Linked DNA regions of Homo sapiens: regions 2 and 3 are each linked to region 1. A link is an interaction called in ENCODE POLR2A ChIA-PET data of the cell type or tissue named here. Cell type or tissue: HepG2. All regions are shown on one strand. Each heading gives the region's core, and the rest is flanking DNA. Links, peaks and the distances in the headings are about the cores only.

The links. ChIA-PET counts read pairs that join two places held together with the same protein. Peaks named below come from ENCODE experiments on the same cell type or tissue, not always from the same donor. Only the 100,000 strongest peaks of a DNase experiment are listed, where the experiment ranks them.
Region 2: POLR2A ChIA-PET joins it to region 1 with 7 read pairs; 5 of 35 experiments call an interaction of 5 or more read pairs at or near these places.
Region 3: POLR2A ChIA-PET joins it to region 1 with 6 read pairs; 1 of 35 experiments calls an interaction of 5 or more read pairs at or near these places.

The regions. Positions count from the first base shown.
Region 1 is chr16:23,537,638-23,547,704 of GRCh38, reverse strand. It overlaps EARS2 (glutamyl-tRNA synthetase 2, mitochondrial), which reads left to right. Exons shown (of 9, transcript NM_001083614.2): 3 at 3,002-3,191. It also overlaps the pseudogene SUB1P4. Among named protein-coding and RNA genes, the nearest start is that of EARS2, 15 kb to the left of the region's middle. RefSeq lists enhancers at 8,803-9,097, 8,698-9,197, 9,198-9,699. In HepG2, for the core only: no CTCF peak of the experiment used is centred there; DNase peaks (open chromatin) are centred at 7,214 and 8,894.
Region 2 is chr16:23,450,753-23,460,819 of GRCh38, reverse strand. COG7 (component of oligomeric golgi complex 7) reads left to right here and starts at 7,631. Exons shown (of 17, transcript NM_153603.4): 1 at 7,631-7,994. The coding sequence starts at 7,826. LOC124903667 (a long non-coding RNA gene) reads right to left here and starts at 8,077. Exons shown (of 2, transcript XR_007065030.1): 1 at 7,555-8,077; 2 at 5,031-5,350. RefSeq lists enhancers at 7,302-7,351, 7,642-7,971. In HepG2, for the core only: no CTCF peak of the experiment used is centred there; DNase peaks (open chromatin) are centred at 7,599 and 8,089; H3K4me3 peaks cover 2,436 bases.
Region 3 is chr16:24,990,025-25,000,091 of GRCh38, reverse strand. All of the region lies in intron 1 of ARHGAP17 (Rho GTPase activating protein 17), which reads left to right. Among named protein-coding and RNA genes, the nearest start is that of ARHGAP17, 20 kb to the left of the region's middle. In HepG2, for the core only: a CTCF peak has its summit at 4,440; DNase peaks (open chromatin) are centred at 5,611 and 6,004; H3K4me3 peaks cover 589 bases.

The DNA of each region.
Region 1 (10,067 bases), core at 4,978-8,977:
GTTGAAACCCTGTCTCTAATAAAAATACAAAAATTAGTTGGGCGTGGTGGCACATGCTTGTAATCCCAGCTACTCAGGAGGCTGAGGCAGGAGAATTGCTTGAACCGGGAGGTGGAGGTTGCAGTGAGCCGAGATCGTGCCACTGCACTCCAGCCTGGGTGACAGAGCTAGACTCTGTCTTCGGGGAAAAAAAAATGACATATAATTCACATGATATGAAATTTACCATATCAAAGTGTACAATTCAGTGGTTTTCAATATATTTACTGTGTTGCGCAACCGTCACCACTAATTCCAGAACATTTCCATCACCCCTAAAAGAAACTCTTCCTTATTAGCAGTTGTTTTCCATTCTACCCTCTCCTACCACCTGGCAACTACTGATCTCTTTCTGCCTCCATGGATTTGCCTCTTCTGGACGTTTCATATGAATGAGATCATATAATATATGGCCTTCTGTGACTGGCTTCCTTCACTTACCATAAGCGCATCTGTGGGCTATCATGCTTCATTCCTTTTTATAGCCAAATAATATTCATCATATGGTTATACCACATTTTGTTTATTCATCACTAGTGAATGAGCATTTTAGTTACTCTGGTTTTTGGCTGTCCAATAAAACTCTATGAACATTTACATGCCAGAGTTTAAGTTAACATGTTTTCAGTTCTCCTAGGGGAGTCCCTCTTAAACCCTGGGGCATTCCAAGATACCACATTAAAGAGACTTGTTTAGCATTAGATCAGGAAGGGATCCCCCCAAATTTACCCGATTTAGCCCTCCTTTCTGACAAATGAAGAAATGGAGGTCCCATGAGAGGGAGCCAAGTAACACTGATAATCACAGATGGCTGGGTGCCATGGCTCACGCCTATAATCCCAACACTGGGAAGCCGAGGCAAGAGGATCACTTGAGCCCAGGAGTTTGAGACCAGCCTGGGCAACATAGGCAGACCTTGTCTCTATAGAAAACTTAAAAAAAGTTAGCCAGGCCTGGTGGCATGTACCTGTAGTCTCAGCTACTTGGGAGGCTGAGGTGGGAGGATCACTTGAGCCTGAGAGGTTGAGGCTTCAATTAGCCGAGAACGTGCCACTGCACTCCAACCTGGGCAACAGAGTGAGACCCTGTCTCAAATAAATAAATACATAAATACCAAAGCATAGAGAGCACCGGTCACAGGCCACTTGATGAGTACTTTACTTAGATCATCTTACTCTAGTCTCATGATGATCCTCATGAGAAAGTTACTACTTGTTTCCTTCTTTGACAGATGAGAACCCAGAGCCCAGAAAGATGACTTGCCCAAGATCTCTGAGCTGGCTGGTACGTTTGAACCCAGGCCCACTCAGCTCAGTTTGTGTTAGCATTGAGGGTAGCAAGGTGAACAATGTCCTTATCTTCCCAATTCCTTTGAAAGCTCTTTGAGGGCAGAAACACCATCTTCCAGTTCTTGTGTCCCTGTGCCCTCTCCTGAAAGCATTCATAATGAAATTTATCCTATGTAATCGGAGGGAATTGGACTTTGGGTTTGGGGTTTGGCTTACAGTAGATCATATTTAATCTATTCTATAGCATATATTGAAACTGTCCTAAATATACACCACTGGGCTAAGTGCTTATAAGCACTGACACATTTGTTCTCACAATTCCCTCTGCACAGGAGGCTGCTAGCTCCACTTTTCAAAAGAGGAAACTGAGGCTTAGAAAGATTAAGTCTAGCTGGGCATGGTGGCACATTCCTATAATCCCAGCTACTCGAGAGGCTGAGGTGGGAGGATCACTTGAGCCTAGAAATTGGAGACTGTAGTGAGCTATGATTGCACTACTGCACCCTAGCCTGAGTGACACAGCAAGACTCGCTCTCTACTAAAAAAATAGCCAGATGTGGTGATGTGCACCTGTAGTTCTAGCTACTCGGGAGGTTGAGGCAGGAGGGTGGCTTGAGCCCGGAAGTTCGAGGCTGCAGTGTGCTATGATCACACCACTGCACTCCAGCTGGGTGATAGAGTGAGACCCCATCTCTTAGAAAAAGAAAGGCTAAGTAACACAAACAGCAGTGTAATGAGTGGTTAAGAATATCGGCTCCGGTGCCCATTAGTCTGGGTTTGAAGCTGATCGTGCCCCTTCTACTCGGCCAGGTGACAAAGCATCTCTGTGCCTCAGTGTCCTCACAGAGTGGGGGAATAACCGCACCTACCTGGTAGGGTGGGTTTGAGGCTTCAGGGAAAAGTGTCTTTTATGGCACTCAGCACCCTGGTGCTCACACGTTGGTAGCACCTCAGGATCCCTTGTCACAGCTACTAAGTGGCAGAGCCATGAGTCCCACCAGGGCCTGATGGGCTGTTCTCTGAACCATGCTTTTTTCTCCTAAGTCAGCTGTTCCCAGGCCTGGGCTTGTTTCTCCCTCTCCAGGGAATCCCATCAGGGATTGAGAGGACATACAATTAGGGATGTGGACTTTGGAGCCCGTACACCTCCGTTTGCTCCTTAGTCCATGAGCCCATGCGACTTTGAGTGCTTCACCTCTCTGTGTTTTAACTTTTCATCTCTAAAAGGGACATTGGGCCGGGTGCAGTGGCTCACGCCTGTAATCCCAGCACTTTGAGAGGCCGAGGCAGGTGGATCACCTGAGGTCGGGAGTTCAAGACCAGCCTGGCCAACATGGTGAAACGCTGTCTCTACTAAAAATACAAAAATTAGCTGGGTGAGGTGGCACATGCTTGTAATCCCAGCTATTCGGGAGGCTGAGGCAGGAGAACCGCTTGAACTTGGGAGGTGGAGGTTGCAGTGAGCTAAGATTGCACCACTGCACTCCAGCCTTGGCGACATCAGAGCAAGACTCTGCCTCAAAAAAAAAGGCGGCGGGGAGGACATTGTACTAATGCCAACCTCATGGATTGTTATGAGGATTAAAGCTTTAATATGTGCATAAAGTGCTTAGAGCAATGCCTGAGAACGAGCGCTGTGTGCACCTTAGCTGTCATTATTCCCTGTGTTCCAGGCATCCCGCCTGATGAGAGCCCCCGCCGGGGCGGTCCTGCTGGGCCCTACCAGCAATCTCAGCGGTTGGAGCTGTATGCCCAGGCCACAGAAGCGCTGCTGAAGACCGGAGCTGCTTACCCCTGTTTCTGCTCACCCCAGCGGCTGGAGCTCCTGAAGAAGGAGGCCTTGCGGAACCACCAGACGCCCCGGTAAGAACCTCAGCTTGTTGCAGATGCCTCATCAACATTGGGTGTGTTTGTTACCTTGTGCTGCGTAAGAAATTCCCCTAAACATGTATTACCTCTCAGTTTCTGTGGGTCAGGCATCTGAGCGTGGCCTCACCTGTTTCTTTGGCTCAGGGATTCTCTCAAAGCCACAAGCAACTACAGGTCCTAGCCAGTCCTGGAGTTCTCTTAAAGCTTAGCTTGGGGAAGATCTACTTCCATCTCCTCTCAGAAGGCTATTGGCCAACCTCAGGTCCTTGCTAGCTGTTGCCTGGAGACATCAGTTCTTTGCCATGCGAGCCTCTCCATAGAGCAGCTTACAGCGTGGCAGCCAGCATTTCTCAAAGCCAGCCAAGGAGAGAGTGAGCACGTACGAGCTGGAGTCTACCTAGTTGTGGAAGCAACTTCTCACCACTTTTGTTTTATAGGCTATGTATTCCTTCTCTGGAACGCTTGGGACCAGAAGTGTTTTGGATTTCAGATTTTTTGCATATTGAAATATCTGCATATATATAATGAGATATCTTGGGGGTGGGACCCAAGTCTAAACATGAGATTCATTTATGTTTCATGTACGCCTTATACACATAGGCTGGAGGTGATTTTATGCAATATTTTAAATAATTTTGTGCACGAAACAAAGTTTTGACTATTTTGACTGTAGCCTGTCACATGTGTTTGGGTGTTGTATTTTCCACTTATGGCATCATGTCAGCACTCAAAAGGTTTCAAATGTCAGATCAGTTGTGGCTTTTTTTTTTTTTTTTTGAGACAGTCTCACTCTGTCGCCCAGGCTGGAGCGCAGTGGTGCAATCTTGGCTCACTGCAACCTCTGCCTCCTGGGTTCAAGCAGTTATCCTGCCTCAGCCTCCTGGGTAGCTGGGACTACAGGTGCCCGCCACCACACCCATTTAATTTTTGTATTTTTAGTAGAGACGGGTGTCACTGTGTTGGCCAGGCCAACCTCAGGTGATCCACCTTTCTCAGATTCCCAAAGTGTTAGGATTATAGGCGTAAACCACCGTGCCCAGCCAGATCAGGTTTTTTGGTTTTTTTTTTGTTGTTGTTGTTGTTGTTTTTTTTCATAGAGTCAGGGTCTTACTTTGTCACCCAGGCTGGAGTGCAATGGTGTGATGTTGGCTCACTGCAGCCTCCAACTCCTGGACTCACGCAGTGCCCCCATCTCAGCCTCCCAAGTAACTAGGACTGTACTCCTGGCTAATTTTTTTTTTTAAACTTTTCATAAAGATGGGGATCTCACTATGTTGCCCAGGCTGGTCTTGAACTCCTGGCCTCAAGCAATCCTCCCACCTTGGCCTCCTAAAGTGCTGGGATTATAGATGTGAGCCACTGCACCTGACTTTTTTTTTTTTTTTTTTTTGGTGAGACAGAGTCTTGCTCTGCTACCCAGGCTAGAGTGCAGTGGTGCAATCTCAGCTTACTGCAGTCTCCACCTCCCGGGTTCAAGGGATTCTCGTGCCTCAGCCTCCTGTGTAGCTGGGACTACAGGCACATGCCACCACACCTGGCTAATTTTTGTGTTTTTAATAGAGAGAGGGTTTCGCCATGTTGCCCAGGCTGTTCTCAAACTCCTGAACTCGAACAATCTTCCCACCTCAGCCTCCCAAAGTGCTGGGATTACAGGCGTGAACCACTGCACCTGGACCATTGGAGCATTTCAGATTAGGCATATTTGGCATTATTTTTGTTCATTAGACAAAAGTCACTAGGCCCAGCCCACACTCAAGGGGAGGGGACTACACAAGGACAGAAACACCAGAAGGCGAGAATGACTGGGGCTATGTTAGAAGCCAAGATTTGGTCTCAGAAAGTAATGTGTAAAGTAATTTTAATTATTTGTTATTTTTAATGAGCAAGGTCCACAGGCCGGACGTGGTGGCTCACGCCTGTAATCCCAGCACTTTGGGAGGCTGAGGTGGGTGGATCACGAGGTCAAGAGTTCAGGACCAGCCTGGCCAATGTGGTGAAACCCCGTCTCTGCTAAAAATACAAAAATTAGCTGGGCGTGGTGGTGCGCATGTAGTCCCAGCTGCTCGGGAGGCTGAGGCAGGAGAATCATTTGAACCCAGGAAGTGGAGGTTGCAGTGAGCCAAGACTGCACCACTGCACTCCAGCCTGGGCGATAGAGCGACACTGTCTCAAAAAAAAAAAAAAAAAAAAAGAAAAATGAAAGGTCCACAAAGGGCCAAGTATGGTGGCTCACGTCTGTAATTCCAGCACTTTGGGAGGGCGGAGGTGGGCAGATCACTTGAGGTCAGAAGTTCGAGACCAGCCTGGCCAACATGGTGAAACCCCATCTTTACTAAAAATACAAAAATTAGGCCTGGAGTGGTGGCTCATGCCTGTAATCCCCGTACGTTGGGAAGCCGAGGTGGGCAGATCACCTGAGGTCAGGAGTTCAAGACCAGCCTGGCCAATATGGTGAAACCCCATCTCTACAAAAATACAAAAATTAGCTGGGCATGATGGCGGGTGCCTATAATCCCAGCTACTTGGGAGGCTGAGGCGGGAGAATAATTTGAACCTGGGAGGCGAAGGTTGCAGTGAGCTGAGATCATGCCATTGTACTCCAGCCTGGGCAACAGAGCAAGACTCCATCTCCAAAAAAAAAAAAAAATTAGCTGAGCTTGGTGGTGCACGCCTGTAATCCTAGCTACCTGGGAGGTTGAGGCACTAGAATCGCATGAACCCAGAAGGTGGAGGTTGCAGTGAGCTGAGATTGTGCCATTGTACTCCAGCCTGGGTGACAGAGGGAGACTGTCTCAAAAAAAAAAAAAAGAAGATCCACAAAGATATATATTGAAAGAACTCTCTTCCAATCTTGACTCTGGCCACTCAATTCTGCTCTCCAGAGATAACCAGTGTTAAAATTTTCTTATGTCTCCTCCAGAGACATTCAGTACATATACCTATAAGTACATATTATTTTCTCTTTTTCCTTATTCACATGGTAGCATGCAATGTACTATGTACATGCTATGTGGTGCAATTTACCATGTCCGCTTACCATCTTGAGGATCAGATATCAGTCCATAATAATGCATAATATTCCATTTGTGGATATAACTTCATTTACTTAATCAGTTTCGTCTTAACAAACATTTATTTTTGTTTTGTTTTGTTTTGTTTTATGTTATGTTGTGTTATTTTAGAAATGGAGTCTTGCTCTATTCCCCAGGCTGGAGTGCAGTGGCAAGATCTTGGCTCACTGCAATCTCCATCTCCCAGGTTCAAGTGATTCTCTGGCCTCAGCCTCCCGAGTAGCTGGGATTACAGGTGCCCGCCACCACACCCTGCTAATTTTTGTATTTTTTTGGTAGAGATGGGGTTTCACCATGTTGGTCAGGCTGGTCTCAAACTCCTGACCTCAAGTGATCTGCCCAAGTGATCCTCAAGTGGCCTCCCAAAGTGCTGGGATTACAGGCATGAGCTACGACACTCGGCCTTAATAAACCTTTATGTTATTTATTTATTTATTTATTTTTTGGAGACGGAGTCTTGCTCTGTTGCCCAGGCTGGTGTGCAGTGGTGTGATCTTGGCTCACTGCAACCTCCACTTCCTGGATACAAGCAATTCTCCTGTCTCAGCCTCCTGAGGAGCTGGGACTAGAGGTGCATGCCACCACACTTGGCTAATTTAATTTTCTTTTATATTTTAGTAGAGACGGGGTTTCACCGTGTTACCCAGGCTGGTCTTGAACTCTTGAGCTCAGGCAATCCACCTGCCTCGGCCTCCCAAAGTGCTAGGACGAGCTCAGGCAATCCACCTGCCTCGGCCTCCCAAAGTGCTAGGACTACTGGCATGAGCCACTGCGCTCAGCCCAAACCTTTATGTTATTTCTAATATTTGGTTATAAAAGAAGAGAGCTGTGATGACTAATGTTGACATATGTCATTTTGCACTTGTGCAGTATGTTTGCTGAATACCTTCCTAGAGGTGGAATTGCAGAGTCGAGTTGTAGCTTTGATGGATACTGCCAAGTGGCTGGCCCTTTACTTGTTTACACTCCCATCTGCAATAGCATTGTAACATTTACATTGCAGTTCCAGTGAACTATTTGGTCAAGGGCTCAGCTGTTTGGCCAAGGTCATGACGTTTACGGTGACATTGCCTTTTTATTATAAACAATGTATTTGTCTCTTGACAGAATATTTTTTTTCTCATCTCATTCTGTGACCCAGGCTGGAGTGCAGTAGCATGATCACAGCTCATTGCAGCCTTGAATCTCCTGGGTTCAAGCAATCCTACATCCTCAGCCTCTCAAGTAGCTGTGACCACAGCCATGTACCACCACACACAGAGTGTTATGTTTTGTTTTGTTTTGAGATGGGGTCTCACTCTGTCACCCAGATTGGAGTGCAGTGGTGTGATATTGGCTCAAGGCAACTTCTGCCTCCTGGGCTCAAGCAGTCCTCTCATCTCAGCCTCCCAAACAGCTGGAACCACAGGTGTGTGCCGCCATGCCCGGCAAATTTTTTTTGTATTTTTTGGTAGAGACGGGGTTTCTCCGTGTTGCCTAGGCTGGTCTCAAACTCCTGAGCATAGGAGATCCACCCACCTCAGCCTCCCAAAGTGCTGGGATTATAGGTGTGAGCCATCATGCCCGGCTGGCACACAGCTAGTTTTTAAATTTTTGTAGAGATGGAATTCCCCTATTTTGCCCAGGCTGGTATGAAACTCAAGCGATCTTCCCACCTCAGCTTCCCAAAGTGCTGGGATTATAGGCATGAGCCACCATGCCTGGCCAACAGATTTTTTTTTTTTGTTAAATTATAGTCATGCCCTGTTGTGGAATCCTTGCAGCCATTTATTTATTTATTTATTTTAAGCTTTCAGGATTTGTATTAAATCCTAGTCTAATTTAACGGTATCTGATGTTACACACATCATCTCATGGTGAACGTGTTTAATAAGCGAAAGCAAATCAGACAGCTTATCTAAGTCGTTATTTTTTGTGGACTAAACAGTAAGGTAACAACTACCCAGAACCCTATGGGTCATGATGGACACTTGCTCAGTTTTCATACAAGCTGTGTTGGTTATCAAAGTATATCTGCTAATATTTAATAAAGTGAAATGTCATTGGGGTGGAAAAGTCAAGCCTAGACATTTGGTTGGAAAAGAACAGATCAAGTATGGATTTCACAAACCAAAAGTTTATAAACTCAATGCAATACAAGTCCTTTCTATTGTAAAAGCTTAGTTGAAACTAAAAGATCTGTAAAAACTATTACTTTGGGCCTTAAACAGTACTAGCTCTTATGAGCAAAAAAAGGACACAACTGCAGCCTGGGCAACGTGGTGAAACCCTATCTATATTAAAGTACAAAAATTAGCTGGGCTTGGTGGTGTGTGCCCATAATCTCAGCTACTTAGGAGGCTGAGGCAGGAGAATCAGCTGAACTAGGGAGATGGAGGTTGCAGTGAGCTGAGATTGTGCCACTGCACTCCAGCCTGGGAGACAGAATGAGACCCTGTCTCAAAAAAAAAAAAAAAAAAAAAAGGAGGGGGGCCATAACTGTTGAGAATGTATTACTTGGTTTTATTTTACATTAGGTGGTAGGTACAAAGCAATCCTTCTTAATAAAGCTGACAGTTAGCTTCCCTTAGGACTTTTTTTTCCAGACAGGGTCTTGCTGTGTCACCCAGGCTGGAGCGATGCAATCATGACTCACCACAGCCTTGACTTCCTGGGCTCAAGCAATCCTGCTTCAGTCTCCCAAGTGGGTGGAACTACACACATGTACCCACCATGCCCGGCTAATTCTTTTTTTTTCTTAAATTTCTAGTAGAGACAAGGTCTCGTTACCCAGGTTGGTTTTGAACTCCTGGGCTCAAGCAGTTCTCCTGCCTTGTCCTCCCGAAATGCTGGGATTACAGGAGTGAGCCACCGCACTTGGACAGAACATATTCAATAATGCACATTTAAAACAAGTATTCATCTTACAAGTTGTTCTGTAATCCAAACATATGACAGCTTGGAGAACAACATTTAGAAAACAGAAGCCAATGTAAAAAGACAGATTAATACAACTAGAAGCCAGGCACGGTGGCTCACGCCTGTAATCCCAGCACTTTGGGAGGCTGAGGTAGGCAGATCACCTGAGGTCAGGAATTCGAGACCAGCTTGGCCAACGTGGTGAAACCCCATCTCTGCTGAAATTAGCTGGGCATGGTGGCGTGCACCTGTAATCCCAGCTACTTGGGAGCCTGGGAGGCAGAGGCTACAGTGAGCCAAGATCACGCCGCTGCACTCCAGCCTGGGTGACAGAGCGAGACTCCATCTCAAAACAAAAAACAAAAAAACCCAACTAGGATAGTGTAGGTTTTGTATGGCTCAGACTTTACAGTTTTCTTACTGCATCATCAATGTATCGATTAGAATATCTGTTCCAGCTAGGTGCGGTGGCTCATGCCTGTAATCCCAGCACTTTGGGAGGCCAAGGTGGGCAGATTGCTAGAGCCCAGCCTTCGCAACATGGTGAGCCCCCATTTCTACTAAAAAAAATACAAAAATTAGCCAGGCATGGTGGTGCACGCCTGTAGTCCCAGCTACTTGGGAGGCTGAGGTGGGAGAATCACTTTACCCTTGGGAATGTCTAGGCTGCAGTGAGCTGTGATCACTCTACTGTACTCCAGCCTGGGTGACAGAGTGAGACCCTGACTCAAAAAAAAAAAAAAAGAAAGAAAAAGAAAAGAAAAGAAAGAAACCCTGTCTCTACTAAAAATACAAAAAATTAGCTGGGTATAGTCGTGCATACCTGTAGTCCTAGCTGCTCGGGAGGCTGAGATGAGAGAATCACATGAGCCCAGGAAGTCAAGACTGCAGTGAGCCATGA
Region 2 (10,067 bases), core at 6,068-10,067, 88 kb after region 1:
GAGGGCTGGGATTACAGGTGTGAGCCACCGCACCTGGCATAAAAATAGACTTTAAGACAGAAATATTACTAGAGACAGAAAAGAACATTTAATAATGATAAAAGGTGAATATACCAGGAAGACATAAAATTATAAAATGTATATGCACCTCACATCAAAGCCCCAAAATACCTAATGCAAAAATTAAATAGAATCAAATGTAAAAATGGATGATTCAATAATAACTGGAGGCCAGGTATGGTGGCTCATGCCTGTAATCCCAGCACTTTGGGAGGCTGAGGTGGATGGATCACGTGAGGTTAGGAGTTTGTGACCAGCCTGACCAACATTGAGAAACCCTGTCTCTACTAAAAATACAAAATTAGCCGAGTGTGGTGGTGCATGCCTGTAATCCCAGCTACTTGGGAGGCTGAGGCGGGAGAATCACTTGAACCTGGGAGGCGGGGGTAGTGGTGAGCCAAGATCACACCATTGCACTCCAGCCCTGCCAACAAGAGCAAACTCCATCTCCAAAAAAAATAAATAAATAAATAATAGGGCCGAGTGCAGTGGCTCACACATGTAATCCCAGTACTTTGGGAGGCCAAGGCGGGTGGATCACGAGGTCAGGAGTTCGAGACCAGCCTGACCAACATGGTGAAACACCGTCTCTACTAAAAAATACAAAAATTAGCCAGGCATAGTGGCACATGCCTATACTCCCAGCTACTCAGGAGGCTGAGGCAGAAGAATCGCTTGAACGCGGGAGGCAAGGTTGCAGTGAGCTGAGATCGCACCACTGCACTCCAGCCTGGGCGACAGAGCAAAACTCTGTCTCAAAATAATAATAATTGGAGATCTAAATACCTTACCTTCAGTAATGACAGAACAACTACATAGAAAATCAGCAAGTATATAAAATAGTTGAACAACACTATTAATGTAGCTAAAATATATATGACACTCCACCCAATAACTGCAGATATATATTTTCAAGTGCACATGGAACAGTCTTCAGGATAGACCAATGCTAGGCCATAAAACAAGTCTCAATAAATTTAAAAGAATTTAAGGGCTGGGCACGGTGGCTCAGGCCTGCAATCCCAGCACTTTGGGAGGCTGAGACAGGGGATTGCTTGAATCTGCAGGGGATTTTGAAACCAACCTTAACAGCAAAGCAAGATGCCATCTCTATAAATAATAAAAGAATATAAACCAGCCGGGTGCGGTGGCTCACGCCTGTAATCCCAGCACTTTTGGAGGCCAAGGCGGCTGGATCACAAAGTCAAGAGATGGAGACCATCCTGGCCAACATGGTGAAATCCTGTCTCTACCAAAAATTCAAAAATTAGCTGGGTAGGCTGGGCGCGGTGGCTCACGCCTGTAATCCCAGCACTTCGGGAGGCCAAGGCAGGCAGATCACGCGGTCAGGAGATCGAGACCATCCTGGCTAACACGGTGAAACCCCGTCTCTACTAAAAATACAAAAATTAGCCGGGTGTGGTGGCGGGTGCCTGTAGTCTCAGCTACTCGGGAGGCTGAGGCAGGAGAATGGCGTGAACCCGGGAGGCGGAGCTTGCAGTGAGTGGATATTGTGCCACTGCACTCCAGCCTGGGCCACAGAGCAAGGCTCTGTCTCAAAAAAAAAAAAAGCCAGGTGTGGTGGCAGGTGCCTGTAGTCCCAGCTACTTGGGTGGCTGAGGCAGGAGAATCGCTTGAACCTGGGAGGTGGAGGTTGCAGTGAGCCAACATCGTGTCACTGCACTCCAGCCTGGAGACAGACTGGGACTTCGTCTCAAAAAAAAAAAAAAAAGAATATAAATCATACCAAGTATGTTTTCCAATCACATGGAATTGAATTAGAAATCAACAACAGGAAATCCAAGAAATACCCAATTATTTGGAAATTAAACAACATGCTTCTAAATAACCCATGGGTTAAATGAGTCACAAGAAAAATTTAAAAACATTTAGAATCAAACAAAAATGAAAACATCAAAATTTATGAATTACAGCTAGAGCAATGCTTCAGAGGAAATTTTTTTTTTTTTTTTTGAGACAGAGTCTTGCTCTGTTGCTCAGGCTGGAGTGCAATGGCGTGCATGATCTTGGCTCACTGCAACCTCCGCCTCCTGGGTTCAAGTGATTCTCCAGTCTCAGCCTCCTGAGTAGCTGGGACTACACGTGCCCACCACCACGCCCGGCTAGTTTTTGTATTTTTAGTAGAGACAGGGTTTCACCATATTGGTCAGGCTGGTCGTGAACTCCTGACCTCAGGTGATCCAACCACTTCGGCCTCCCAAAGTGGTGGGATTACAAGTGTGAGCCACCGCAGCCGGCCTCAGAGGAAATTTTTTTTAGAGACGGTCTCACACTGTCACCCAGGCTGGAGTGCAGTGGCACTGTTATAGCTCACTGCAGCCTCAAATTCCTGGGCTCAAATGATCTCTGGCCTTTCAGGCTTTTGAGTAGCTGGAACTACAGTTGCAAACCACCATGGCTAGATAATTTTTTTTAACTTTTTGTAGAGACAGTGTCTTGCTTTATAATTTTATTTTTTGTTTTTATTTTTTCCTAGCCATTAGACTATGAGGGAAAAATTAGTAATTTTAGATGCCTATATGAGAAAATAAAGTATTTAAAATCAGTAACCTAAGATTCTACTTTAATATACCAAAGAGCAAACTAAATTCAAAGAAGGAAACTGATTAGCATAGAGATCAATAATAGAAAATGAAAAATAGAAAAAAATTAAAGTCAAAGTTGAATAGAAAAAAAATTAACAAAGTCAAAATAGGTTCTTTTTTTTTTTTTTTTTTGAGACACAGTCTTGCTCTATCACCCAGGCTGGAGTGCAGTGGCCTGACCTCGGCTCACTGCAATCTCTGCCTCCCAGGTTCAAGCAATTATCCTGCCTCAGCCTCCTGAGTAGCTGGGATTACAGGCGCCAACCACCACGGCTGGCTAATTTTTGTGTTTTTAGTAGAGACGGGGTTTCACCATGTTGGCCAGGCTGGTCTCAAACTCCTGACCTCAGATGATCTGCCCGTATTGGCCTCCCAAAGTGCTGGGATTATAGGCGTGAGCCACCGCACCCGGCCTGCAGCTGATTCTTTTAAAAGAGCAACAGAATTCACAAATTTCAGCAGACTGACCAAGGGAAAAAAAAATTACCAAAGTCAGGAAAGAACAGGCAGACGTCACAATTCTACAGATGAGAAAAGACTATATGAGGATCCTTTGAACAATTTTATGCCAACAAATTATACAACTTGGATGAAATGGACAATTATTTTTGAGATGGAGTCTTGCTCTGTTGCCCTGGCTGGAATGCAGTGGTACAATCACGGCTTCCTCCAACCTCCGCTTCCCAGGCTCAAGCAATCCTGCCTCAGCCTCCCTAGCAGCTGGGACTACAAAAAAAACACAAAATAAAAAAAAATTTAAAAAAATTAGCCATGCAAGTGTAATCATAAGAAAGCTGGAGTGGCTATGTTAATATCACATACAATAGACTTTTTTTTTTTTTTTTAGACAAAGTCTTGCTCTGTCTCCCAGGCTGCAGCGCAGTGGCGCAATCTCACCTCACTGCAACCTCCACCTCCTGGATTCAAGCAATTCTCCTGCCTCAGCCTCCCAAGTAGCTGGGATTACAGGCACCCACCACCATGCCCGGCTAATTTTTGTATTTTTAGTAGAGACGAGGTTTCACCCTGTTGGCCAGGCTGGTCTCGAACTCCCGACCTCAAGTGATTCGGCCTCCCAAAGTGCTGTGATTACAGGTGTGAGCCACCGCACCTGGCCTAAAACCGACAATTTTTTTTTTTTTTTTTTTGGGTGGAGTCTTGCTCTGTTGCCCAGGCTGGAGTGCAATGGCGCAATCTCCACCTACTGCAACCTCCGCCTCCTGGGTTCAAGCAATTCTCCTGCCTCAGCCTCTCGAGTAGCTGGGATTACAGGTGTGTGCCATCATGCCCAGCTAATTTTTGTATTTTTAGTAAAGACAGGGTTTCACCCTATTTGGGCCAGGCTGGTCGCGAACTCCTGACCTCAAGCTATCCGTCGCCTTGGCCTCCCAAAGTGTTAGGATTACAGCACTTTGTGCCTGGTCCCAAGATTCATTTGCCATCTTAAAATCAATTACTATATCATTTGAATAGAATGTGACAAGAACCACATGATTATCTCAATAGGCAGAGAAAAAAAAATACAAAATCCAACATCCTAAAAAAACTCTCAACAAACTAGGAATAGAAAGGGACTTCTGGCCGGGTGCGGTGGCTCACGCCTGTAACCCAGCACTTTGGGAGGCAGAGGCAGGTGGATCACCTGAGGTCATGAGTTCGAGACCAGCTTGGCCAACATGGTGAAACCCCGTCTTTAGTAAAAATATGAAAAATTAGCCACATGTGGTGGTGGGCACCTCTAATCCCAGTTACTTGGAAGGCTGAGGCAGAAGAATCGCTTGAACCCGGGAGACGGAGGTTGCAGTGAGCCGAGATTGCGCCATTGCACTCCAGCCTGGGCAAAAAAAGCAAAACTCCGTCCCCCCGCGCCCGCCCCCCCAAAAAAAAATTGCAAAGGAAAAAGTGTCTATTCACAGATGACATGATCCTGTATGTAAACAAATCCCAACCAACACCCCAACACACAAACTAGAAGACAAATTTAACAGTCAAATGGTACAAGATAAATCTATAAAAATCAATTGTTGCTGAGTGTGGTGGCTCACGCCTGTAATCCCAGCACTTTGGGAGGCTGAGGCAGGTGGATCACCTGAAGTCAGAAGTTCAAGACCAGCCTGGCCAACATGGCAAAACCTCGTCTCTACAAAAATTAGCTGGGTGTGGTGACACATGCCTGTAATCCCAGCTACTTGGGAGGCTGAGGCAGGAGAATTGCTTGAATCTGGGAGACGGAGGTTGCAGTGAGCTGAGATTGCCCTGCTGTACTCCAGCCTGTGTGACAAAGCAAGACTCCATCACACACACACACACAAAATCATTTTTCTGTAACAAGAAACTATGAAAATTAAGAAAATTCCATTCATGTTAGCATTAAAAGGAAATACTTATTTTATTTATTTATTTTTTGAGATGGAGTCTCACTCTGTCACCCAGGCTGGATAACAGTGGCCCGATCTCTGTTCACTGCAACCTTTGCCTCCCGGGTTCAAGCAGTTCTCCTGCCTCAGCCTCCTGAGTAGCTGGGATTACAGGTGCACACAACCACGCCAGGCTGTTTTTGTATTTTCAGTAGAGACGGGGTTTCACCATGTTGGGCAGGCTAGTCTTGTATGGAACTCCTGACCTTGTGATCCTCCTGCCTCGGCCTCCCAAAGTGCTGGGATTGCAGGCATGAGCCACTGCACCTAGAAAAGGAAATACTTATAAATAAATAAATTTAACAAAATAAGTGCAAGACTTGTATTATACAATGAAAACTACAAAATATTGCTGAGAGAAATTAAAGAAGATCTAAATCAGATCTAAATCCCCAGGGGTGATTCCTACTAGGGAACACTTGGCACTGTGTGGACAGATTTTTGGTTGCCACAACTTGGAGAGGATGTTGCTCCTAATGGGTAGCGGCCAGGGATGCTGCGAAATATCTTACAATGCATAGGACAGCCCCCATAACTAAAAATTATCTGGGCTCAGTAGTGCCAAGGCTGAAAAATTCCCATCTAAATAAATGAAGAGGCGTTTCATGCTATGGATTGGAACAGTCAATATTGTCATGATGGCAATTCTCCTAAAATTAATCCAACAATTCAACAGTTCAACATAATCCCTGTCAAAATCCCAGCAGGATTTTTTTTTTTTTTGGGGGGGATGGAGTCTCGGTCTGTTGCCCAGGCTGGAGTGCAGTGGCGGATCTCGGTTCACTGCAACCTCTGCCTCCTAGGTTCAAGCGATTCTCCTGCCTCTGCCTCCTGAGTGGCTGGGATTACAGGCGCGTGCCACCATGCCCAGCTAATTTTTTTATTATTAGTAGAGATGGGGTTTGACCATGTTGGTCAGGCTGGTCTCAAACTCCTGACCTCATCATCTGCCTGCCTCGGCCTCCCAAAGTGCTGGGATTACAGGCGTGAGCCACTGTGTCCTGCCTAAATTTTTAACAAGAGCAAAGTAAGAGGACTTACACTATCAGATTGCTCCCCTCGTCTCCCCTCCCTGCATTGCTCCCCTCCTCTCTCCTTCCCTCCTCTCCCCTCCCCCCAAATAACTGGGACTCCTAGCAGAAGGGTTACCCCAGTTAAAACCTACTCAACCCAGAAGAATGAGACAAACCAAGGGAGATGCCAATGAAAAACGAGTGACTATCAGGCCTGGAGATGGCAGCCAGCCACTCATACCCCAATGGCAGGCCAACCTGGAAAACTGTCCCCTGTAGGGTTTCCAAGGATGACATCTTGTCCTCCCCCTTGGGTTGGTCCCACTCTTGAAACAACATAAAAACTTAGAACCTAAAGAATACCCTCATACCTTCCCCTACCTTTTCTTCTTTTCTTTTCGAGACAGGGTCTCGCTCTGTCACCCAGGCTGGAGTGCAGTGGCGTGATCACAGCTCACTGCAGCCTCGACCTCCTGGGCTCAGGCAATCCTCTCACCCCAGCCTCTCGAGTAGCTGAGACTACAGGTGTGCGCCACCACACTCAGCTAATTTTTAATTTTTTTGCAGAGACGGGGTCTTCCTATGTTGCCCAGGCTGAGAAATTGTTTGTGATTATGGGTTATGCACAGATTTCTCAGCCGCAACACCAAAAGCATGATCCATAAAAAAAGGTGATAAGGAACTTAACAAACTTTAAAAGGTCTGCACCTCAAAACACATCATTAAGAAAATAATTAGTTAGGCCAGGCGCGGTGACTCACGCCTGTGATCCCAACACTTTGGGAGGCCGAGGCAGGCGGATCACCTGAGGTTGGGAGTTTGAGGCCAGCCTGGCCAGCGTGGTGAAACCCCATCTCTACTAATAATACAAAAAGTAGCCGGGCGTGGTGGCACGCGCCTGTAATCCCAGCTACTCGGGAGGCTGAGGCAAGACACTCGCTTGAACCTGGGAGGCGGAGGTTGCAGTGAGCCGAGATCGCGTCACTTCGCTCCAACCTGGGCGACAGAGCAAGACTCCGTCTCAGAAAAAAATAAAGAAAGAAAGAAAAAGAAAGAAATAGCCGGGCGTGTTGTCGCGCGCCTGTAGTCCCAGCTACTCTGGAGGCTGAGGTGGGAGGATCGCTGGAGCCCAGAAATTTGAGGCTGCAGTGAGCTGAGATCGTTCAATTGCCCAGGAATTTGAGGCTGTAGTGAGCAGAGATCGTTCAATTGCACTCCATTGCTGCCCACTGCGCTCCACTGTTGCCCAGGCTGTCCTAGAACTCCTGGCCTCAAGCGATTCTCCCGCGTCAGCTTCCTAAAGAGCTGGGATTACAGGCGCGAGCCACCGCGTAAATGCGCTAATGTATGTCAGGGCTTTATAGTAAGCATATAGTTTAGTCCTCGGCAAATGTTAGCAGACATGGGATATTTGTCGGTGCCGGGAGCTCTCAGTCCGGGGCGTTTTCCCACACCCACCTCTGCTCAGCGCTCCGGACGCCTGCAGTCACTATGGTAACGGCCAACGACTTCCGGAAGAAGAACGGCGGGCGGCGAGGGTCATTCCCAGCCGCAAACTGAGTGCGCTGAGCGGGGAAGCGCAAAGGGGCAAGTTACCCGTCCTGGCGTTTCTGGGGTTCGCCTCGGAGGCTAGCCTCGGTGCTCTCGCAGGCTCGCTCGCTTCTGCATCCCCGTTGCCGCCCGGAGCCAACTCTTAAGTTCTGGACGCCAGGCCTGAGGCAGTTCCGCCATGGACTTCTCCAAGTTCCTGGCAGACGACTTCGACGTGAAGGAGTGGATCAATGCGGCCTTCAGGGCCGGCTCCAAGGAGGCGGCGTCCGGGAAGGCGGATGGCCACGCAGCCACCCTGGTGATGAAGCTGCAGCTGTTCATCCAAGAGGTGAACCACGCCGTGGAGGGTGAGCCGCTCGGGGCCCTGGCCGCGGGACCCTCCCCTGCTCTCGGCTGGGCAGAGGTCACCGAACTTGCGTGAGGCACTCAGGTGGGCGGGGCACGCATGGACAGCAAATACCCTCGGCAAAAGAGCAAGCCCCGAACTCCTGATCACGTCAGCGGGAGTCTCAGCTGGGTGCCGGGCTGTCTTGAACACTTGCTAATTTTGGGTGTTGTTTTTCCTCCTCTGGCTGGGCTATAAGTTTCCTTTTTCTTTTCTTTCTTTCTCTTTGTTTTTTCTTTTGAAACAGGGTCTCTCTACAGTGGCTCGATCATAGCTCACTGCAGCCTCGAACTCCTGCACTCAAGCGATCCTCTCGCCTCTCGAGTCGCTAGGACTACAGGCGCGAGCCACCGCGCCCCACAAATTCTGTTTAAAAAAAAAATTGTAGAGATGGGATCTCACTGTGTTGCCAGGCTGGTCTCAAATTCAAATTCCTGGGCATAATGGGTTTTCCAGTCTTGGCCTCCCAAAGTACTGTGATTATACCTGTGAGCCACCACATCTGGCCTGAAGTTTCCTTTTGGAACTTAAAAGAGTGGATCTTATTGCAGTAGCTCTTCTCTAAATAATTCAATAGCAGATCTCTGGGATTCCCTTTTTATTATTATCCATAGGCACTGGAAGACAAGATGGATCTTTTTAAATGCTAGAAGTTTTAACCAGTTCTTAACATGTCTTTGTTGAGGCACCTTCCAGAATATAAGATAAAACAACTCCAGTTTCTGTTATAGTGACTTGAATCTCAGAGTCAAGAGCCCAGTGTCAAAGAAAATTGGCTTTGACTTTTTGTAATCTAGGAGCACGAGTCTGTGAGGTGTTTATTCAAAGAGTTAAAGAGCCTGTTTTGTACCAAACAATAAACTGTAAAAAGAAAAAAAAAGTGAATTTTGAGAGTATGAAAGAATAGCCAACAGATCCATATATCTGGAAAAAACGTATTATAGTATAGGTATAAGAGAATGACACAGATCTAGAAAACATTGTTTTAGTGGATTTTATTTCAGCTGAGGAAGATAGGCTGGTCTCAGTGGAGACTTAAACCTTTTTTTTTTTTTTTTTTTTGAGACAGGGTCTCATTCCTCATTCTGCTGCCCAAGCTGGAATGCAGTGATACCATCATAGTTCACTGCAGCCTCAAACTCTGGGTTCAAGCAGTCCGCTCGCCTCAGCCTCCCAAGTAACTGGAACTATAGGCATGTGCCACCATGCCTGGCTAATTAAAAAAAAAAATTTTTTTTTAGAGACAAGGTCGCACTATGTTGCCCAGGTTGATCTCAAATTTCTGACCTCAAGTGATCCTCCCATCTTGGCTTCCCAAAGCCCTAGGATTACTGGTGTGAGCCACCACGCCTGGCCTAAACCATTTGTTGAGGATAAGTTAAATTATAAAAAATAACATGCACTGGCAACCATTTCATGTAACTCCTCAACTTGACTTTTATTCACCGTGTGTTGATTCACTGTGTGTTGATTCAGTACGTACTGCACACAAGTCTCTCTCCTAGGCTCAGATGGAAAGACCAAACAGACTGCTTCCACTGGGAGTGGATAGTCCAAGAGATGTTCCCATTTTTGTTTGTTTTTTTGTTTTTTTTGAGACGAAGTCTCGCTCTTTCCCCCTGGCTGGAGTGCAGTGGCGCCATCTCAGCTCACTGCAACCTCCCCCTTCTGAGTTCAAGTTATTCTCCTGCCTCTACCTCCTGAGTAGCTGGGATTACAGGTGCGTGCCCCACCCCTGGCTAATTTTTGTATTTTTAGTAGAGATGGGGTTTCATGATGTTGGCCAGGCTGATCTTGAACTCCTGACCTCAGGTGATCCACCCACCTCGGCCTCCCAAAGTGCTGGGATTACAGGCATGAGCCACTGTGCCCGGCCAGATGTGCCCATTGTTTAAGAAAAGGTAGGGAGGGGGCTCTATTTCACTGCAGATTGTTTTCTTTCTTTCTTTTTTTTTTTGAGACAGGGTCTCACTTTGTCACCCAGGCTACAGTGCAGTGGTGTGGTCAGTGCTCACTGCAGCTTCACCTCTCGGGC
Region 3 (10,067 bases), core at 3,823-7,822, 1.5 Mb before region 1:
CCTGTCTGTACTGTTTACTCGCTGTGTCTGTGACCTTGGTCCAATCAGCCACTCTGCTGTGTTCCTATACGTGAGAAACGGCTCCTGATACCACCAGGAGCAAGCTCTGCTGTGTTTAAGAAGGTGGTGTGTGCTAGGGAGGCGTCATGAGACAGTGAGGACATACAGTGTGACACAGCAGGTCAGCACTGGGGAAAATAGCCAGGTTAGCCTTCACTTCACTGCTCTATGCCAAAATACATTCCAAATGGGTTAAAGCTTTCATGTAAAAAATAAAACCACAAAATAAATACAAGAAAATATAGCTTATTGTGGAAAGTACTGCATGCTTTGGCATAAAAATGTGGAGAAAGAACAATAAAAGATAGCCTGTAGGTGGGACATGCGACTCCCACCTGTATCCCAGTTGTTAGGGAGGCGAGGCAGGAGGGTCATTTGAGGCCAGGAGTTTGAGCCCAGCCTGATTAACATAGTGAGGCCCGTGTCTGTAAAAGGAATTTTGGAAAAATTAGCTGGGTGAGGTGGCACACCCCTGTAGTCCCAGCTATTTCAGGAGGCTGAGATAGAAGAATCCTTAGAGCCCAGGAGCCGGAGCTGCAGTGAGTCATGATTGTGCCCCTGCAGTCCAGCCTGGGTGACAGAGTGAAACCCCATCTCTAAAAAATAAATAAATAAATAAATAAATAAATAAAACACCTGTAGATTTAACCACATAATAACTACACTTCTGTCTGTTTTATTATATCAAAGTTAAATTTAAAACGATGACTAATTGGAAAAAACTGAGAGCAACCACTACAGAGGTGAATATACTGAATGTATAAAGCTCTCTAGTAATTTTAAGAACTCCGCTCTAATGAGCAGATATCACAGACAGAAACTTCTCAGATGAAATACCGATGACCAGGAAATCTGTGAGACCACTTTAAAAAATTCGAAGTCATTGAAGAAATGCAAAGCTTCCAGGCTCCACTTTTCACTGATGAAATTGGCAGAGTTTGGGACAATGAGATGTTGCTGTCCCGGGAGTGTGGATGGGGCTGTGTCCTGTGATGGCGGTGGGCACTGGCACTCTTGTCCAGAAAGACATTCGCCACTGTGGTTCAAGAAGCACCTCAAAGGTCTTCACCTTGGTCCCTTGTCCACCTCTGCCCGCGGTCTCTCCTCCTTTCAGCCTCCTCTTTCCCACACAGTCCCTCCCGCCCTGGCTTGGTCCCCTTTCTTCTCTGATGGGGTCAGGCATGTGGGTGACTGACTTCCAAGGCTCTGTCTACCTGGCCTTTTTCTTTCACCTGTTCTGCGGAATAATAGCCTGATTCATTCCTCTTTTTGGGTCCTTCACTTCCATACCTGGGATTCGGGGCGTGGCCCAGAAAGACCCTGCAGTCGTGCAGTGTGGGGCTGCCAGCATTTCATGGCCTCCAAGCTCAGCTGGGCTGAATGAATGCTGCCGTCCAGCGCTTGGCTTAGTTTTCTGTCCCGTTTTCCTGAGTGCTTTTGCCAGACTTTCACTTTTCTGAAACCTACTTCACCCTACCCCAGACACCCACCCTCTCTCCTTGGATGACCTGCCTCCTAATTTCCTAAGAAAACTGGACATGGCCACCTTTCCCCAGTGTCTGAGGCCCAGGTTGACCCGTGGTCATGGTTGCCGTCACCACCCACCTGCCTGGACCCCACCCTCTGTCCAAGGCCCCGCCACCTGTGCCGCTGTCCTGGGCGCTGCCTTGCCAGCCTCCCCTCTGTGCCATGCACCTTTCACCTCCCTCCATCTGCTGCCTGTTTCTTCTTGGCTGCTCCTCATGGTCAGGCTTTTCTCAGCCCTCCCCTTCCTTCTGGGGCTTTGCGTCTTCCTCTGTCATCCACGCTCTGCGTCTTGGCTTCCCAGGACCCTCTCCTCCCACTTTCCTGTCCCTGACGTCCCTGTGCCCGGGGCCCAGTTTGCATCATCAGCCAGTCCCTCATCCATGCTTCACCCGCACCTCGCTCCTGGCTTCTTCCCTGCCCTCCCTGGGGACTCCTATCCTGTCCCCTGCCCTGGTTCTCCTTCCGCTGTGTCCCAGGGCCTCCATCCTCAGCCTCCGTCTTCTCTGCAGGGTCTGCTTCTGCATGAACTCCCCCAGATCCGTGTTTGCTGCTGGTCCTCACAGCAGGCTCTTCGTTTCTGGACCAGATGTCTTTTCTGTGCTTCAGAACCATCTAGAAAAAAGGGAACTGGATATCTCCACCTGAATGTTCAACAGGTCCCTTCACCCAGCATTTCCAGAGCTGACCTCATTGTACCTTCATATCCTCCCAGTGTTTCTCTTTTGGTGAGGAAAAACACACATTGTCCAGCCAGTCCCTCAAGGCAGAAACCTGGTGGTCATCCTCAGCTCCTCCCCCTCACTTCCTGTCCACCCCCAAGTCACCGAGTCCTGTTCCTTTCTCCTTTGCAGTGGCTCTCTGTGCCCTGCTCTACCTACCCACTATTTAGTGTGGGCTGTCCTCCATCTCACTTGGATCTCGTGTTTTGGGGACTCTTCAGATTCTCCTCCATGGCTTCCCTACCCGGCAGCATATCTTTCCCTCACATATTCCACACTGCAGCCAGAGGGATCTGCCAAAGAAATAATTGTGATAATGATAGAGAATGCGCATCTGGGTGTATACTGGGTGCCTTGCACTAGTCCAAGTGCTAATGACAGAGAATATATATCTGGGTGTGTACTGGGTGCCTTGCACCAGTCCAAGTGCTAATGACAGAATATGTGTCCGGGTGTGTACTGGGCGCCTTGCACCAGTCCAAGTGCTAATGATAGAGAATATGAGTCTGGGTGTGTACTGGGCGCCTTGCACCAGTCCAGGTGATAATGATAGAGAATGTGCATCTGGGTGTGTACTGGGCACCTTGCACCAGTCCATGTGCTAATGACAGAGAATATGTGTCTGGGTGTGTACTGGGCGCCTTGCACCAGTCCAAGTGCTAATGACAGAGAATATGCATCTGGATGTGTACTGGGCACCTTGCGCTAGTCCAAGTTGTGTATTGACTTGTTTAATACCCACCAGACCCTGTGAAGTCAGTATAGTGTTATCCCTTTTATAGGTGGGAACCAGAAGCACAGGGAGATTGAGTAACTTGTGTGACATGATTTCTCCATATTCTAGACAGAACAAAAACCATTTTTTTTTTTTTGGTTGTCCCTATGTTGCCCAGGCTTGTCTCCAACTCCTGGCCTCAAGCAATCCTCCTGCCTCGGCCTTCCAAAGTACTGGGATTACAGGTGTGAGCCACCATGCCAGGAATTTTTTGAGCTTTCTAGGAATCAGCACTTTGCTTATATTATCTCTTTCAATCTTTCCAATCTGTAAATTAGATATTCTTAATATCTCCATTTTTACGGGAAAGGAAATGGAGACACAGAGATTACCCCGCTCTTAGGTGGTGAACGGGGCTTTGACTCCCTGCATATTTGCTCTTAGCCACTTCACCCACCTACAAGGAGCTAGCACCTTGCTTGGGGTAGAGGGAGGGCACCTTCTGAACATGCTTTAGTGGGTGTTTTTCTGTTCTGCTTTCCGAGTTGTGGGTGGCAAAGGAGATGTGCATGCATAAGATGTTCTCATTACTAAGAGTGCTTCTGATGATAACAAAAGACCAATATCCTGTTGGAGCAATGTCCAGATATGATGAAATGCTAGATTTGCCTGGTAACGCTGAAGAAATTTTTTTATGAATGCTCCATCCCCAGAAGACTCTCGCTCCTGCCATTTGATCAGTTGATTTTATAATATGAGCATTGGTAAATTCTTAGGAATACAACTATCATAATAACATGTTATGGCACAACAAATTTAACTGTTACTCCACTGGTAGGTTCCTGAAATTATTGATGATAGGAAGATTCTTCAGTGCAGAGAGGGATTTAAGACGTTATGGGAGACATTTTAGTTAAGATGGTTGACTGAAGACATATTTATTTCCCTCCCCCCCCAAAAAAATAAAATTCACTGAAATGTTGGGAATTTTTTTTAAGTCTTAGAAGTTAAAAACCATTGTGCTGAAATCCCTGGTGTACTTATGAAGAAGTAGGTGGCTTGCACCTGTAGTCCCAGATACTGGAGAGGTTGAGGCGGGAGGATTGCTTGAGCCCAAGAGTTTGAAGTGAACCTGGACCACATAGCAAAGCCCTTGGTCTCTTAAAAAAAAGAGAAGAAAAAGTTGGTCTATAGAGAAGTAAAGTGAGTGCAGTTTTATTTGTTGGTTCATTGTCCAAGCCTGGTTTTCCTTTGTTTAAATGCATGTAACAGCCTTTCTGAAGATTTTTTTTTTTACATTTGCTGCCTGGTACTCATTTGAAGGCCCAGAGTCCGGCAGAGTTCCTTTCCGTGTTTTCCGCAGTCCTTCAGTTTGGTTCGCACACCTGATGGCCTAGAATTGGGCTGGCCCTTGGCTCTCCTGCCCACCCTGGTGGTGGATTGCCGCTGGCTCCTACTCAGTACAAGGCCCAGATACTGAAAACTTTCATTTAGTCACTTATGTATTCAGCAAATAAGTTTGCTCACAATCTTCAGCAGATCCCGTGTACCTGAGCTTAAATGGGGTGGGGTTCTCCCCCAGCCATGTCACCTGCCTCTGCTCCTCCCTGCTCTCTCTTCCCTCTCTTCTCCCTGACCTGGGTGCTCTTGTACTATCCAGCCTCTGGGTTTCCAACTCATCCAGTAGGTCTCAGAAGCCATCACCAGTTTCAGGATATCTTTCTGATATCCCAGGTCTGCATTCAGGCCCCTCCTGTCATGTCTGTAACCCGCAACAATTTAATGTGCTTCTCTGTGCCTAGGTTTCTAAATCTCTAAAATGGGTATGACATGGTTTGGCTGTGTCCCCACTCAAATCTCATCTTGAATTGTAGTTCCCATAATCCCCACGTGTCGTGGAAGGGATCCCATGGGAGGTAATTTAATTATCGGGCCATTACCCTTATGCTGTTCTAGTAATACTGAGTGAGTTCTCATGAGATCTCATGGTTTTATAAGTGACTTTTCCCCCTTTTGCTCGGCATTTCTCCTTGCTGATGCCATTTGAAGAAGGACGTGTTTGCTTCCCCTTCCACCATGATTGTAAGTTTCCTGAGGCCTCCCCAGCCCTGCGGAACTGAGTCAATTAAATCTCTTTCCTTTGTAAATTACAGAGACGTGGGTATGTCTTTATTAGCAATGTGAGAACAGACTAATACAGGTTATAATAGTGGTATCAGTCTCATGGTTGTCTTGAGGATTAGGTGGGTTAATACAAGTAAAGTGTGTATTAGGTGGTTAAGAACAGGGTCCCTGAAGTAATATTGCCGAGATTCAGAGCCTAGGTGGGAAACCCTGGGCAATCGCTTAAGTTCCCTGGGTGCATCAGTTTCTTCCTCTGTAACACGGGGGTAATAATACTTATCCCGTAGAGTTCAGTTCTTGCAAAGCACCTGGAACAGTGCTGAGCATGTGATATGAGCTCAATAAATGTGGGCTGTGGTGATAGTGACAACTCCCAGGGACCCTGCACTTCCCTGTTGGAACCGTCCTTGCACTGGAGTATAATGGCTTATTTTCCTTGATAGTCCTTGAGCTCTGGCAGAGCAGGGGCCCTATCTTACTCATGATGGCTCATGGAAGGGAACCCGAAAATATTTGTTCAGTGACTAACCAAATGAAAAGTTAGTGCAAAGTATGCATGACACCAGCCTGTGGTTGAATTTGTTGATGGGCTGTGTAGCTCCACTCAGTTAAGGCTTACTTATCCTGAATAGCTTTTTTGACAAAACACCTCATTAAAAAGCAATCAGATTTCTGTTTTAAGGTATTTACAGTGTCCTTTCATCCATCAGGCACTCCTTTCTTTGACCTTAGAAAAGGGCAAGTGGAGATTTAGGGTGTTCCCCACCCAGAATCTACCATCATCCCTCAAAAACTGCCTCGCCCTGACTTTCCAGGTGACTATTTTTTCTTCATTTTGTGCACCACGCTAAGCATGGAACTTCCTGGGCCACATCTGTGACGTGTGTTTATTGTAGAATTCCAGAGGAGCCACCATTATTCAGATTTTCAGCACTAGATGCCTGTTTAAACCGTGCAACATTTGTCATTTTTGGAGTTACAGTCCTACGTTTGCAAAGCCCAGTTTGGAAGGTTTCAAAATGTTCCCTCCTTTGCTATTTTGTTCTAGTCTCTTAAAAGTCCTGTGAGAATGTTGATGCAAATATAAATAAAGTAAGGGGCAGAAAGGTTAAGGGATGTATTTTTAGATGCTATGGTTAGTTTGTGGCGGAGTTAGGGTCAGAACATAGCTTGCAAATTTAAGAGAAATTTAACTTTGGTCCATGGCCTCGAAGGTACTCTTTCTGAAGGTTCAAAGACTGGTTCACATTGTGTAATTCACTTAATGGGTGTCTGCCTGCACACCCACGAAACAGGGATAATAAAAATTGCCCTGTATGGGTACATGTTTTTGCCCGTTACTTTTTTTTTTTTTTTTTGAGACAGAGTCTCACTCTATTGCCCATGCTGGAGTGCAGTGGTGCAATCTCAGCTCACTGCAACCTTCGCCTCCTGGGTTCAAGTGATTCTCCTCCCTCAGCCTCCTGAGTAGCTGAGATTACAGGTGCCTACCACCATGCCCAGCTAATTTTTTTTTGTATTTTAGTAGAAATGGGGTTTCACCATGTTGGTCAGGCTGGTTTTGAACACCTGACCTTAGGTGATCCGCCCACCTCGGCCTCCCAAAGTGCTGGGATTACAGGCGTGAGCCACCATGCCCGGCTGCCCATTACTTTTAATGGGAAAAGCCACAATTACTTTTGCACCAACCTATTATAATGAAATAATATAGGTAAAAGTGCTTTCATAACAGAAAATAATGTATAAATGCAAAATATTACTATTAATTTTTTTTTAAATTTTAGTATTGGAAATTTGGTGTTAAGAAACTCTTTTGGCTGGGCACAGTGGCTCATGCCTACAATGCCAGCACGTTAAGATTTTAGACCTTGTCTCCAAAAAAAGGATTTTAACTGAGGCAGGAGGATCACTTGCGGCGAGGAGTTTGAAACCAGTGTGGACAACATAGCGAGAACCTGTCTGTACAAAAAAATACAAAAATTAGATGAGTGTGGTGGTGTATGCCTGTAGTCTCAGCTACTTGGGAGGCTGAGACAGGAGGATTGCTGAGCCCAGGAGTTGGAGGCTAAAATAAGTTACGATCGCACCATTGCTTTCCACAGTCTGGGTGACAGACCCCATCTCTAAAAAATAAATAAACGGTAACAGAAACTTTTTTGATTACATGTTATGATCCACCAATTCCAGTTTCTATGTTTGATTACTTTCTTGAACAGGAGTACTGTATTTATGAATTTTTCTTGTACTTTTTTCAAGTTGGTAGTTTATAGTCAGATTCTACTGTACTCTTTCTGTTAAAATAGCTATGTGTTGGGCCAGGCACGGTGGCTCACGCCTGTAATCCCAACACTTTGGGAGGCCGAGGTGGGCGGATCATGAGGTCAGGAGATCGAGACCATCCTGGCCAACATGGTGAAACCCCATCTCTACTAAAAATACAAAAATTAGCCGGTCATGGTGGCGTGCGCCTGTAGTCCCAGCTACTCGGGAGGCTGAGGCACAAGAATCTCTTGAACCTGGGAGGTGGAGGTTGCAGTGAGTCAAGATTGTGCCACTGCACTCCAGCCTGGTGACAGAGCAAGACTCTGTCTCCAAAAAAAAGAAAAAGAAAAAGAAAAAATAGCTATGTGTCATTGGCCAGGATGACTATTTGGGCTCTGGGTCTGTGTTCTTGTCTCTCGTCTAGATATCCACAGAGGGCTCCAGGAGTTCCTACTTCCATCCTGCTATTCTACTTTTCATTCTGAAACTCAAACCTGTTGCCATTCCATTACTGAAAAACCATCAGTGGCTCCCTGTTGCCCCCGAGTTCCATGGCAGGCAAAGCCTTTCTCTGCAGCCACATCTCCACCTCCTGTTCTGTACCCTACTATGTACACACTCCTCCCCAAACCTTTTCTCCCCATGCCTGACTTATCTGAGGTCCACTTGGACTGTTTCCCTGCTTTCCTGGCCACACAGTTAATCACTCTTCTATCTGTGCCCCCAAAGTGTTTTCATTAAGGATGAGACCTTTTTTTCTCATGAGCTCCTCAAGGGTGGGGACTGTATCATTTCTGTCTCCTTTTTTCTTTCTCAGTTCCTGACATTTAGTGGGAACTCCGTAAATACCGTCTGAATGAACAAATATCTAAAATCTGAGGCTCTTGAAGTAAGTCCATCCTCGGATGGATGGTTTATACTTGGAGACTTGCTTTTGCTTCTCTGTGAATGCATGCTCAGCTGAGATCTGCTGGTGCAGGTGTTTCTATAGCTTCCTTAGCAGTGGTGGGAAGCCCAGCAGCTTAAGATGTTAGCTTCTGATGCAGGGTTTACTAACTCTCCACGTACTCTGTCCCTGAGTTTCTGTTTATTGTTTGCCTGTGATTCTCTTTGGTGCCATCCCACACGGTGTTGTCACAACCAACCCTTTGTTTTAATTGAACGTCCTGCGCTACTCCTGCTCTAACTCTGACTAGCTTTTTGTTTTTGTGTGGTCCAGGCTCGACTGTGACTTCTTCCAGAGAGAAGCTAGAACAGCTTGATAAATTTGGAAAGGTCATTCTTAGATAAGACTTGGGATTTATCTGAAGGTTGTTATTATTTGTTGTAATTCTCAGAACAGCTAACACTCCATGAACCCTCACTAGGTGCCACGAAACACGTTAAATGAAGTACATGAGATGGTGTTCCTAAACAACCACTATGGTGGTGGTATCATTATTATAATTTTATGGTTATAATTATTCCTATTTCACAGTGGAGGAAATGTTTCTTAGTAAGGTGCACATGTGAACGTCTAGCCTTGGGTTTCAAAGTCTGGTATGTTTGACTCCAGAGCCCTAACTCTTAGTTCTGACTGTATCCTACATTCTTATCCTTTGCTGAGAGTGAAACTTAGAATTGGGTATCACTCTGTTTTTTACAACTGAGTTTACTCTGTCTGTGAAGGCCGCAGCGTAAAGCCAGTTGTGAATCATGCACATCAGCTCCTTCTGAAATGTGTTTATGGCCTAGGACACAGGGACCCTGGAGACTATGGTGCTGCAGTGCATTATGGCTGCTACCCTTCTAGTCTGTCCTGCTGCTCGTTCTGCCACCTGCCAGCTGTTGCTACCTGAACCTTCTCCTTGCAGCAGTTCTCAGTGTTCTCTTTGCTTGGGAATTGCCTGGGGAGCTAAAAAAAAAAAAAAAAAGCCAAGCCCCACCTCCAGAGGTTCTAATTCATTTGTTTTAGGTTGGGGTCCAGGCATCAGTATTATTATTTTTGACAACCTTATGAGGGGTGTGTGTGTATTTGTGTTTTTGTGGGGGACATGGTCTCACTCTGTTGCCCAGGCTGGAGTGCAGTGGTGTGATCTTGGCTCACTGCAGTCTCCACTTCCCAGGCTCAAATGACCCTCCTACCTAAGCTTCCTAAGTAGCTGGACTACAAGTGCTCACCACCATGCCCAGCTAATTGTTTTAATTTTTTTTTTTTTTGAGACAAGATCTTGCTTTGATGCCCAGACTGGAGTGCAGTGGCACGATCGTGGCTCACTGAAGTCTTGACCTCCTGGGCTCAAACAATCCTCCCACTTCAACCTTCTGAGTAGCTGGGACTACAGGTGTGCACCACCATGCCTGGCTAAGTTTTTTATTTTTTGTATAGATGGAGGTGTCCCTGTCTTGCCCAGGCTGGTCTTGAACTCCTGGACTCAGGTGATTCTCCCACTTTGGCCTCCCAGAGTGCCGGGATTACAGGCATGAGCCACTGTGCCCAACCTATGAGATATATTTTATAGATCATAAAATTTACCCATTTTCCCCTTTTATCTTTAGTTGGCTGCAATGTTTGTACATATTTATGGGATATAGAGTGATATTCTGATATGTTTACAATGTGTAATGATCAAATCAGCATAATTATCGTATCCATCACCTTGAACGTTTGTGCCTGTATT